Linked DNA regions of Homo sapiens: regions 2, 3 and 4 are each linked to region 1. The links are chromatin contacts, found by Hi-C or POLR2A ChIA-PET in ENCODE. All regions are on one chromosome and are shown on one strand. The core of a region is the stretch at or near the end of the contact, and the rest is flanking DNA. Distances in the headings are between cores, read along the strand shown. Region 1 holds the start of NARS2 (asparaginyl-tRNA synthetase 2, mitochondrial). Region 2 holds the start of AQP11 (aquaporin 11). Region 3 holds the start of CLNS1A (chloride nucleotide-sensitive channel 1A). Region 4 holds the start of TENM4-AS1 (TENM4 antisense RNA 1).

What was found. Hi-C counts contacts between places; a loop is a spot of excess contacts on that map. ChIA-PET counts read pairs that join two places held with the same protein, here RNA polymerase II (POLR2A). Pooled maps may share reads with other maps.
Region 2: a pooled map shows a loop between it and region 1 (6-fold over the local background). The contact joins the promoter of AQP11 here to the promoter of NARS2 in region 1. A Hi-C loop is called at or near these places in 5 of 50 pooled maps.
Region 3: a loop to region 1 is called in a map of CD4-positive, alpha-beta T cell, with 4 times the contacts of the local background. The contact joins the promoter of CLNS1A here to the promoter of NARS2 in region 1. A Hi-C loop is called at or near these places in 2 of 168 maps with a recorded cell type or tissue (CD4-positive, alpha-beta T cell and naive thymus-derived CD4-positive, alpha-beta T cell), 2 of 37 single-sample maps with no recorded cell type and 14 of 50 pooled maps. POLR2A ChIA-PET finds 5 or more read pairs at or near these places in 1 of 52 experiments (GM10248).
Region 4: a loop to region 1 is called in a map of ascending aorta, with 2.3 times the contacts of the local background. The contact joins the promoter of TENM4-AS1 here to the promoter of NARS2 in region 1. A Hi-C loop is called at or near these places in 1 of 168 maps with a recorded cell type or tissue (ascending aorta).

The regions. Positions count from the first base shown.
Region 1 is chr11:78,573,531-78,576,262 of GRCh38, forward strand. NARS2 (asparaginyl-tRNA synthetase 2, mitochondrial) reads right to left here and starts at 1,334. Exons shown (of 14, transcript NM_024678.6): 1 at 818-1,334. The coding sequence starts at 958. RefSeq lists enhancers at 720-829, 1,490-1,629.
Region 2 is chr11:77,588,575-77,591,306 of GRCh38, forward strand. It overlaps AQP11 (aquaporin 11), which reads left to right and starts at 1,379. Exons shown (of 3, transcript NM_173039.3): 1 at 1,379-2,037. The coding sequence starts at 1,419. RefSeq lists a silencer at 726-1,355.
Region 3 is chr11:77,636,470-77,639,201 of GRCh38, forward strand. It overlaps CLNS1A (chloride nucleotide-sensitive channel 1A), which reads right to left and starts at 1,325. Exons shown (of 7, transcript NM_001293.3): 1 at 1,121-1,325. The coding sequence starts at 1,245. RefSeq lists enhancers at 1,053-1,572, 1,227-1,466.
Region 4 is chr11:79,091,919-79,094,650 of GRCh38, forward strand. It overlaps TENM4-AS1 (TENM4 antisense RNA 1), which reads left to right and starts at 1,355. Exons shown (of 2, transcript NR_199027.1): 1 at 1,355-1,433. All of the region lies in intron 4 of TENM4 (teneurin transmembrane protein 4), which reads right to left.

The DNA.
Region 1 (2,732 bases), core at 84-2,583:
GTCTCAAAAAATAAATAACCACATCAGTGTACTTCAGCAACCTAATAAGAAACAGTCAAACACCTTGTTTATTCTGCACCTCTTCTATGTGGAGCTGCTGCAAATAATATAATCAGCAAGAGAAACAATAGCAGCTAACATTTGTAGACTATGAGCCACTGTTCTAAATATCTTACTTCCATTACCTCATTTAATTTTCAGGACTCAGGGACAATTATTATCTCTTTCCATAAGAGGAAAATAAGGTGTAGAACGCATAAACGCTATGCAGAGATTTAAACCTAAGCAGCTTAACTCCAGAGCTCTTTCAAACTGCTACATTCCAGTCTTTCTCCGAATTCATTAAAAATAAATTACATGCAGACCCCCACAATAGGCACTGAGGTCGCTAAAAGTTTAAAAGGCATGGTTTGAACAAGTATTTGCTGTCAGCCATGTGTGAATACAAAGGCAGGTAAGACACGGTTTCTGCTCTCAAGGAGGGAGGTCAAGACAACCACTTTATAAACCTGGATATTCATTATAAGGGATAAAGATAGAGAAAGGGGGCTTGTTCATTTACACTTTTGGTATGATTAACAAGTTTACAGGTAATACCCTGGAATCATGAAAGCAAAGTTCCAGCGCTTTACAGTTATCGGAACAGTTTTGTGAAAAGTAATGGAAATCAGAAAAGTGCAAACCCGCGACGCCTACACTTTCTAACTTTTCCCTGCTGGCGGTTGTGTCTGACCCGACTGTAAAAGAAAAGCTAGATGTGGATGTGCCATATAAAAGTCCCTACAAGAAAAAACCCACTCCCTTCCCATTCACCAACCTGGATCTTAATGCGCTCCCCACTCGCGTTCTGAGCCCCGAGAGCGTCCCGCACGCTCAGTTTGGCTGAAGGTTTGTGCTTGGGGAAGGGGGCGGAGGAACAGAAGCGCACGGACCGCAGCAGGCAGCGGACCCCCAGCATCCCGCGTCCGCCCAGGCCCTCCGCGGGAGCAGCCCAGACCCCACGGTTCGAACCCCGCCTGCAGCGGCCCTCCTTTCTCAGCTGCTCCCCTTCCGCGGCCGCAGCTCTGCTCTAAGGCACTCCAGAGCCCCTCGGCTGCGCGCTTTCTCCTTCAGGACTCCCAGCTCTGTCCCCACAGAACCTCTCCGCTTCCCACTTCCCAACGGGGCGGAATGGACAGGACACTAGGCAAACGCCAGAAAGAAACCACGTGCAGTTGGCAGCTGGGGCGCCCCACTACCCGCGACAATTGTAAACCTACGAACAGAACCCGGGCCGCAACACGCGCAACCACTCCTACCACACCACGCCAACGCCGCTTACGTCATCACGCTACGGGGAAGAAGGGAGAGCATGCGTACTTGTGACCCAGGCTTAGGGAGGCGTGCGGGAGGGGGCGGGGTCAGGAGCCGAGACGGGGCGGAGCTAATGCCCTAAGGTTGTAGAGATTATCGCTGAAAGAACGTGGGAGCACATCTGAGGGTCTTCATTTCTAAAGTTTCCAGGTGAGGCTGAGAAACTGAGAGGCAAGGAGTGACTGATGGAGAGGGAAACCGTCTCCATCAGTCAACAATAGGGATCCAAGTAAGAGGAGGCTCTTAGCTGTTAACAGGATTCGCTTGAAGAGATCAGTCGTTCCTTTCCTGAGTACTCCGCAGAGAAAAATCAGACATAGCCCCAATGCGCAAGTCACAGTTGTGTGGTATCAGACAGCTAAACAGACAGTTGCATAAAAGGGCGATCAGTTTGCCTGACAGAGCCTAAGCGTGGGACGCCAGAGATGGCTTCCTGGAGAAAGTAGTCCTCTGACAGGTAAATAAAAGGAACTGGAGGGACCTTGCATATGGCAGGCAAGACGGTGGGAAGATGTTGCAGAGACTGGAGGAAACTCGAGTGTTTCCTGCCAGAATCCTCCAAGTCTCCCTCTTCCCTCTGCCCTCCAACACAGCTATCTGCATTTGTTTGACCTGGAAACAATGACCCTTTTATATATTAGGCTACGTTTTATTAAAAAAAAAATTCTGTAACTCAATGACGGTCATTAAAAGGTTTTTAATCTAATTTAAAAAGTAAAACGTTTGGCCAAGTGCGGTGGCTCACGCCTGTAATCCCAACTCTTAGGGAGGCAGAAGCAGGAGGATTGCTTCAGCCCAGGAGTTCAAGACCAGCGCTCGCCCTCGCTGTCTCTCTCCCGCTCCCTCTCACTCTCACTCTCTCTCTCTCACTTTTACCTTACTTAAAGTTGCTACTATTATTATACCCATTTTACAAATGAGAGAACTTACGCACAGAAAGGCTAGATGACCTACTTAAGGATACACATTCCCTAAGTGTGAGATTTAAACCCAGAAGTGCTGGCTCTATGCACTTAAGCAGTATGCTGTATTACATAGTGTCCCAAGGTGATCTGTTCCATCAAGGAGCTCATGCTTTAGAGATGGAGACAAGCAAGAAAAGAGACTACTGAAATATAAACCAGTAAGTGCACACATAGATGTATGAGTTGTCTGCATTTGTTTGGACTGAAAAGTCACCCTTATATATTAGGCTACCTCTTAAATTTATCCAAAAAATTATTTTTGATATTTTATCCAAATATTATATTGGATAAAATATAATACAATTATAATATATACATGTATCACAATTTTATATTTTATATAATATAAATGTGTTCCCTGGTTCTTTTAATAAATTAAAATTATAAATATAATAAAATTATAATTATAAATTA
Region 2 (2,732 bases), core at 129-2,628, 980 kb before region 1:
TCATCCTCCCGAGTAGCTGGGATGACAGGCATGCGCCACCATGCCCGGCTAATTTTGTATTTTTAGTAGAGACGGGGGTTTCTCATGTTGGTCAGGCTAGTCTCGAACTCCCGACCTCCGGTGATCCGCCCGCCTCGGCCTCCCAAAGTGCTGGGATTATAGGCGTGAGCCACCGCGCCCAGCCGCGCCCGGTTTTTGTTGTTGTTTTTGTTTCTAAAAACAGCGTCTCGCTCTGTGGCCCAGGCAGGGGTGCAGTGGCGCGATCTCAGCTCACTGCAGCCTGGAACTCCTGGGGTCAAGCGGTCTTCCCACCTAAGCCTCTCCGTGCTGGGACTCCGGACGCGCTCCACCTCACGCAGCCGTATTCCTGCTTTCAAAGCAGATGGAAGAGGTGCGCCAGGACCCCCAGTTCTTGGAAACAGACCTCTCCAGTTACCTGTTGTTTCCTCTTCACGAAGAGTGCATGTAACAGTAAGACACAACTGTTTCATATTATACGTAAAGAGTTCATGCCAAAGGTTATAGACAGTCACATGCTAAAACTAGGCTACACTTTGAAGAATCACCGCTCAAGTTCTGGAAAAAAGAGGTGACTGTTGAACAACACTGTGAGGGTAATCGATGCCACTGAAATATACACTTAAATTGATTAAAGTGGCGAATTTTATCTGGCATATATTACCACCATTTTTAGAAATGTTTTTTGGCAGGTGAAGAAAAGCAAGGCTCCAGGAGGCCCTGCGCACCGGTCTACGCCCACTAACTCACCCGCCCCCTGCGCCGCGTCTCCCCTCTCAATTTCAGTCGCCCATTGATAAAAACGAGGTGGCTATGTGAGATGGCCTTCAGCGGTCTTTCCAGCTCCACGGTTTTACAGTGTGGAGCGGGGAAAGAAAAACTCTAAGGTCCTCGCTGCAAAGCAACCATCAGAGCTCCGCCGCGCCGTGCCGCTCCTCTCCGCCCCGTGGTCCGGGTGTCACCGCCCGCAGGGGCGCAAGGGCCGCAGCACGCGTGCGCAGTGGGCACCAAGAGCGCTGCGTCGACCGCGCCGCGCCGGCCCTCCGCCGCCGCGCCCGCCTACAAGGCCCTGAGGGAGACTGCGGAGGGTGAGTGCGCGGTGGGCTCGGCTGACCGTTGGCCCTGCGGCCGGCGCCCTAGGCTACCTCCCTTCGCCTCCCCGCGCCTCCCCGCGCCTCCCCGCCTCCCCGCCTCCCCGCCTCCTCGGCTCTGGTTCCAACACCCCAGCGCCAAGCCGGGGAGGCGGGGAGGACTTCTTAAGTGTGCCGCTCGGGAGCCTCCCGCTCGTCCCGCCCCGAGGGGCGTGAGGAGGGGAGGGGCTGCGGACTTCGGACTCGGGCCTGGAGACCGCCTCCTACCCAGAGCCGGAGCCCGCAACCCGCTCAGGCGGCGACGGAGCCATGTCGCCGCTGCTGGGGCTCCGGTCCGAGCTGCAGGACACCTGCACCTCGCTGGGACTGATGCTGTCGGTGGTGCTGCTCATGGGGCTGGCCCGCGTAGTCGCCCGGCAGCAGCTGCACAGGCCGGTGGCCCACGCCTTCGTCCTGGAGTTTCTAGCCACCTTCCAGCTCTGCTGCTGCACCCACGAGCTGCAACTGCTGAGCGAACAGCACCCCGCGCACCCCACCTGGACGCTGACGCTCGTCTACTTCTTCTCGCTTGTGCATGGCCTGACTCTGGTGGGCACGTCCAGCAACCCGTGCGGCGTGATGATGCAGATGATGCTGGGGGGCATGTCCCCCGAGACGGGTGCGGTGAGGCTATTGGCTCAGCTGGTTAGTGCCCTGTGCAGCAGGTACTGCACAAGCGCCTTGTGGAGCTTGGGTCTGACCCAGTATCACGTCAGCGAGAGGAGCTTCGCTTGCAAGAATCCCATCCGAGTCGACTTGCTCAAAGCGGTCATCACAGAGGCCGTCTGCTCCTTTCTCTTCCACAGCGCTCTGCTGCACTTCCAGGAAGTCCGAACCAAGCTTCGTATCCACCTGCTGGCTGCACTCATCACCTTTTTGGTCTATGCAGGTTTGTCATTCTCACCAAATACTTGGCACTTCCAGAGCCTCTATGACATGAGGCTGTAAGTTCTTTACTAAAATACATTTGAAACCGTCTATCCCGCTATGATGTAAATGCTGGTATCCCCGTTATTCTAACCATTTTGCAGCCCGTTCTTAACCAGTAGGGCCGACACGTAGAGCCTTCATGCAGTGCTGCTTTGAACACCCAGAGAAAGGAGCCACCTCTGTGCTGAAACTGAGATACTGTGAGATATTGCCAAGGGTTCAGATATCCTACAAAGGGATTGTTTTAATGGTAGAAAGGAAAGATAACTTATTAACTGCCTCTTTCTTCATGCCAAGGTGGTATAGATCGTTTCGGATACTCTTACTGAAAAATGATCCTGGCTTTACAAAGTTCCTTTCGATTTAAAGCACAAGGCACATGATTGGTTAGTATAAGAGCGGAGGGTAGAAATTTTGTAGTTCCATTTTAGTCCTATAAATGATTTAAAGTCATTTCTTATTTCCTTAATAATTCATTTTGAGTTATGAAATTTCTTATTTCCTTAATAATTCATTTTGAGTTATACATGAACTTTTAAGTGACCTATTAAGAAAAATGTTTAAATGATAACTTGCTTCAAATTAAAGATGCTTTTTAAAATATAACTCTTGAGAAATCTGTTGATTTCTTTTAAACCATTTGTTTACTTTGAC
Region 3 (2,732 bases), core at 75-2,574, 940 kb before region 1:
CAGTTTCTGGCCTGAAGCCTAAACCTTGTTCAATGTCTAAATTTCCCTTTAAAGCAGAGGTTCTTTACAGTTTTTGTGCTCTGGATTCTGTAGTAGGCAGAATTTTGGCCCCACGACCTTCACTTTCTGGTGTCATGCGGGTGAATATGTTATATTACACAGCAAAAGGGACTTCACAAACGTAATTAAGGTTACCAGTCGACAGTAACATAGGGAGATTATCCTGGATTTTACAGGTGGTTCCAAAGTAATCACATGAGCTCTTAAAAGTAGAGAATTTTCTCTGGCTGTAGACAAGTGATGGAGCAAAAGGGGAAGCAACACATATCTGAAGGGCAGGAAAGATTCGATGTGTCATTACAGGCTTCAAAATAAAGAAAACTGCATGTCAAGGAAACAGGGACCTCTGTTCTACAACCACAATATTTACGGTAGATCTATCTGACTGTCAAAATACCAAAGTGCTCCACGTGGCCAAATAAAAGGGCAATTCCTTCCAGGACCCCAAAACGGGAGTCTGGTCCCTCTGCATATGACCCCTGTCTGTGTCGAGTTAAGGGTGTTCCTCTCCTTACTATACCTACAGAAGAAAATCTTTATTGTGTAACCAAACTTTAAAAGTCCTCCACAGTCGGCTCTGAAACTACGTATCCCAGAGAGGGGAACATCTCCTGCATCTGTTCATCCGGAAAGACAGGCACACTTCAGACCCTTAAAACCAGACCGTGCGTTAAGGGCAACGCACGCGCCAGACCTCCAGTAAATAGGCGAGTTAAAAAAAAAAAAAAAAGAAAATAAAAGAAAGAAAGAAAGAAAAGAAGAAGAAAGAAAGAGAGAAAGAGACAGAGAAAGAGAAAGAGGAAAAAAAGAAAAAAAAAAAAAAAAAGCACAATCCATAAGGGGAAATTCCGGCCGGAGAAAACAGAGAATGGAAGACTCCGGAGGAGTACTAGAAAAATCGAGCCTTCCACCCGCTACAGGTATCCCTGAGGCGTCGGGCACGAGACCCCGCTCCCAGCAGGCCTCCAGGCCGCCCCTTGCCCGGCTCCTTCGCACCGCCTGCTCCAGCAAGGAGGAGGGCGGCGCGCAGGAGGCCAGCGCTGGGGACCAGGAACCCTACCTCTCAGCGATGTAAAGGGTACCAGTGCCGAGGCCCTTCCCGTTCAGCACAGCCTCAGTGTCTGGCTGCTGCCGCAGGAGCCCCTCCGCTGGCCCAGGCGGCGGGAAACTTTTGAGGAAGCTCATAGCAGCAGAGTGCGGCAACACAGGCCCTGAGGGAGTTGGAGCACAGCAATGCGTGCACCACACCGCCCGCCCTGGAAGAGGCAGTCACCCCGGAAGAACAACTTAGTCTGCCCCGGAATCTGAACGCCGTCGACCATAGAGATGAGACATTCTAGGAAAAGCGGCGGAGGTCGGCTAAGAACGTGTGGAGTTTGACCGCGCAACACCCTTCCCCTTCTTCCTCGCCATTTCTGAGGCTTTGGGCTTCAATAACTGAGGGTTCTGTGGGAAGTCCCTCAGGATTGTCACAGTGAAACCACCACTGCAAAATTATAACTGAGACACTGAAAGCGATCTGACCTACCCAAATCCATGTTGTTTCTAACCTCCAAACTGTCCTTGTTCATTGCTGGATATAGGCTGAACTAACTTTGGGAGGAACTTAGTTTACAGTTTGAAGTTTAAAACAAAGATGATGACAGCCTTTTCCCAAAACAAACTTCCTTCTTGCCTGGGGACTGGACTGCCTTTGTAGGACTAACAAATCAGCCACAAGATTAGAAATTATGGTTTAGATTAGAAATTACAGCTGCAAGCTACAAGATTCTGACCCTCCCTAAACTGCACCTAAGATCGGTGCTTGAGATATGTTGCAGACCCTGCACTTGATGGATCAGCTGGCACCACCAGATGGATAAACTGGCTATGTGATCTTGTGCCCCCTCCCCACCAACCCAGGAACTGACTCAGCGCAAGAGGACAGCTTCAACTCCCTGTGACTTCATCTCCCACCCAACCAATCAGCACTCTTGACTCACTGGCCTTCCCCAACCTGCCAAATTATCCTTAAAAACTTGGATCCCTGGCTGGGCGCGGTGGCTCACGCCTGTAATCCCAGCACTTTGGGAGGCCGAGGCGGGCGGATCACGAGGTCAGGAGATCAAGACCATTCTGGCTAACATGGTGAAACCCCGTCTCTACTAAAAATACAAAAAAATTAGCCGGGTGTGGTGGCAGGCGCCTGTGGTCCCAGCTACTGGGGAGGCTGAGGCAGGAGAATGGCGTGAACCCGGGAGGCAGAGCTTGCAGTGAGCCGAGATAGCGCCACTGCACTCCAGCCTGGGCGACAGAGCGAGACCCCGTCTCAAAAAAAAAAAAAAAACAACAAAAAACAAAAAACAAAAAAACTTTGATCCCTGAATGCTCTGGGAAACTGATTTGAGTAAAAATAAAACTCTAGGCCGGGTGCAGTGGCTCATGCTTGTAATCCCAGCACTTTGGGAGGCCGAGGCGGGCAGATCACGAGGACAGGAGATCGAGACCAGCCTGGCTAACACGGTGAAACCCCGTCTCGACTAAAAATACAAAAACAAAATTAGCCGGGCGTGGTGGCAGGTGCCTGTAGTCCCAGCTACTCGGGAGGTTGAAGCGGGAGAATGGCGTGAACCCGAGAGGCGGAGCTTGCAGTGAGCCGAGGTCGCGCCTTGGCACTCCAGCCTGGGCGACAG
Region 4 (2,732 bases), core at 105-2,604, 520 kb after region 1:
AACTTGGGAGTCACGCTTAAATCCTCCAGGAGCTTCCTTAGATGCCCTCCCACATGCCCCCTGACTTCATCGCCTCATCATCCCTCACTTCCCCAACCCAGTGCTCCTGGATTCTGTTGGAGAGCTCAGTGCTCTGCAATTTGTCTATTATTTAGGTGGGTGTTGGTCTCATTCAAAATATGGTGAGCCCTGGAGGCAAGGGGCAGGCCTTTTTTTCTTTACATCCCTCCATTCCAACTCCATCTCTGCTGCCAGGCACTGGGGATGCAGATGGGATTTAGAGCCTGCCTTGGGGAGCGCCCAGTCTGGTGGGGCAGACTGACTTTCAAAGTAATGAGTGTACGTACATGTTCTTGACACAGGTTTGTGGCAATGCGTGAGATGTTTACTGAGCTGAACCATTTTCAAGGCTGAGGGAGCCAAGTGAATGATCACTGACTCCCCTCCTCATGCACCTTTCCCAGTAGATCTTCCATTCTCCCCTGATGGAGACCTCCTGACTCCTAGGCCAAGTTCTCGGGAGACTGCGTCATTCGCATGGACCCAGCTTTGTCCCCCATCACATCCTGGCCATCAGTGGACCTTCTAAGTGTGGCCTCTATCTTCTCACATGGCTAGCAGAGTGTGCACAATTGGTAGGAAATGAAATGCTCACAGCCAGCCAGGCCTGGAAAGGGTTCATGCTGCTTATTTTAACTAAAGAGTAGGCGGCCAGTTCTCTTCATTCTTATCCCCTGCTCAATGAGTCAAGTTAGTACATTAATAAAGTAATGCATTAATTAATAGATCCATCAAACATTTACTGAACACCTATTTTGTGCCAGGCCACAGAGGCAGATGTTTAGAATACAAAGATAAATGGCTTCTGGTTGCTGCTCCCAGCTGAGGCTTTTCTCCTGGTTCGTAGGAGGAGGCTCTAGAATCTGGAGAGCTGGCTGCTAGCCCTGGATCCCTTGTTTCCTGAGGTAAGTTACTCTAATTCTCAGAGCCTTGTTTTCCTTATCTGCAGTATGAGGATTGTAACCACTGAGCTGTCTCACAAACTTGAGAGGCTCAAACAGAATTACATGTCAAGAGTACTTGGTAAGTTGCACAATGCTATACTAATTGTGCAATGGTTACTGAGACAGGTGGTGTTAGTGACTTAACCCAAGAATCATTCTCTACCCCATTTTCCAGGCTAACACAAGCCAAATTTTGCTGGAGAAAGCAACACACTTAGCCCTGGGGCAATGACTCATAATTTGGCTAAGGCAATCAAGACAAGTCTGTTTCCTCTTTGCCAGATACTCAACTTCCCAGCCTCCCTTGCAGCTAGTGGTAATCATGTGACCCACTTCTGGCCAGTAAGATGAAAAAAGGAAGTTCACTGGACTGGCAGAGGGAGCTTGGGAGGGCTTTTGCTGATGCCACTTGTTCTTCTTGCCATAAAGGTAAGCTCTGCTGGCCATCTTGGGATTGGAAAGTGACAGGCATGAGGACTACGAGCCACCTTTAAGGACGGTGGAGTAGAGCAACTTTCCCTTTCTACTTCCCCCATTCCTAGGGCCCCACTCAAGGCACCATCCTCTCCTGGGTGGAGGCTACAGCCTCTGATCATCTGCTGTATGATGATTCACTGTGATGGCAAAGTGGGAGGAGATGCTGATCCTGAAAACAGTATTTATGGTCCAGTGTGGGAAGTCCTTGGGGCAAAGAAAGCACTAGACACAGTGGGAACAAAGGAGGGGGAGGCCCAATCCAGAGTGGGGATGGCTTAGAGGTCAGAAATGCTGGGGGAGGAGTTGGAATGCATCCCCTTGTCTCTGTCTCATAGGTGCAAATCTCATCCATGCAACAGGACAATTCCAGGGCTTACGTCTTCTCCTCCTGGAGCCTCCATTGCTCTCAACTCAATAAACACTAAATAAGACTTGCCCAAGGCCATGTACCTTGAGCCAATGCCAAGCCAAGTCTTCACATCCCATCTTTACGGTTTAGGCTTATGCTGTCCAATATGGCAGCCACCAGCCAGGCACAGGTAGCTGAATTTAAGTTTCTAATTAAAATCAAAGTTACAAATTGAGTTCCTTAGTCATACTAGGTACATTTCAAAAGTACAATAGCCACATGTGGCTAGTGGCTACTGCATTAGAGACTGTAGACATAGCCCATCTCCATCATGGCGGAAGGTTCCACTGGACAGAGCTGGTTCAGAAGCTTGAGATAATCAGAAAATAACTCACAGATCCCTGCCTAGAGAGCACAGGACTGCACAGCAAGCATGGGTTTTGGGGCCAGACAGCCTGAGTATTTGGATGGAGTAAGGAAAAAGGAGGGGAGAGAACACTTCCTGAGTGCCTGTGATGGGCCAATCACTGTGCAGTATGCTTTATATGTGCTGGCCCATTTATCCCTCACAGCAGCTCTGTGCAAGTGCCATTTTTAAATTCCATGTGACTGATGAAGACACGGAGCTCAGGGGTGTGAAAAGAGTTGTCCAAGACCCCATGCCTAGGAAACAGTAGGGCTGGGATATGGATCGAGATCTGACTCCGAGCCCATATTCGTCTACCATGCCTCTTTTCCAGGATGTCAGGTTTGGAGGTGTTTCCTCCCCTCACTCCCTTGTGAAAGAAAGGGGTGAATCAGTGAGAAGTGTCAAATTCCAGTAGGCATTGGGGGGTGGGGGATATTGTCCACACAGGCCCAGAGAGAGGTAGTCCTCCCTTCAGCTCTGACTGTCTCCCCAG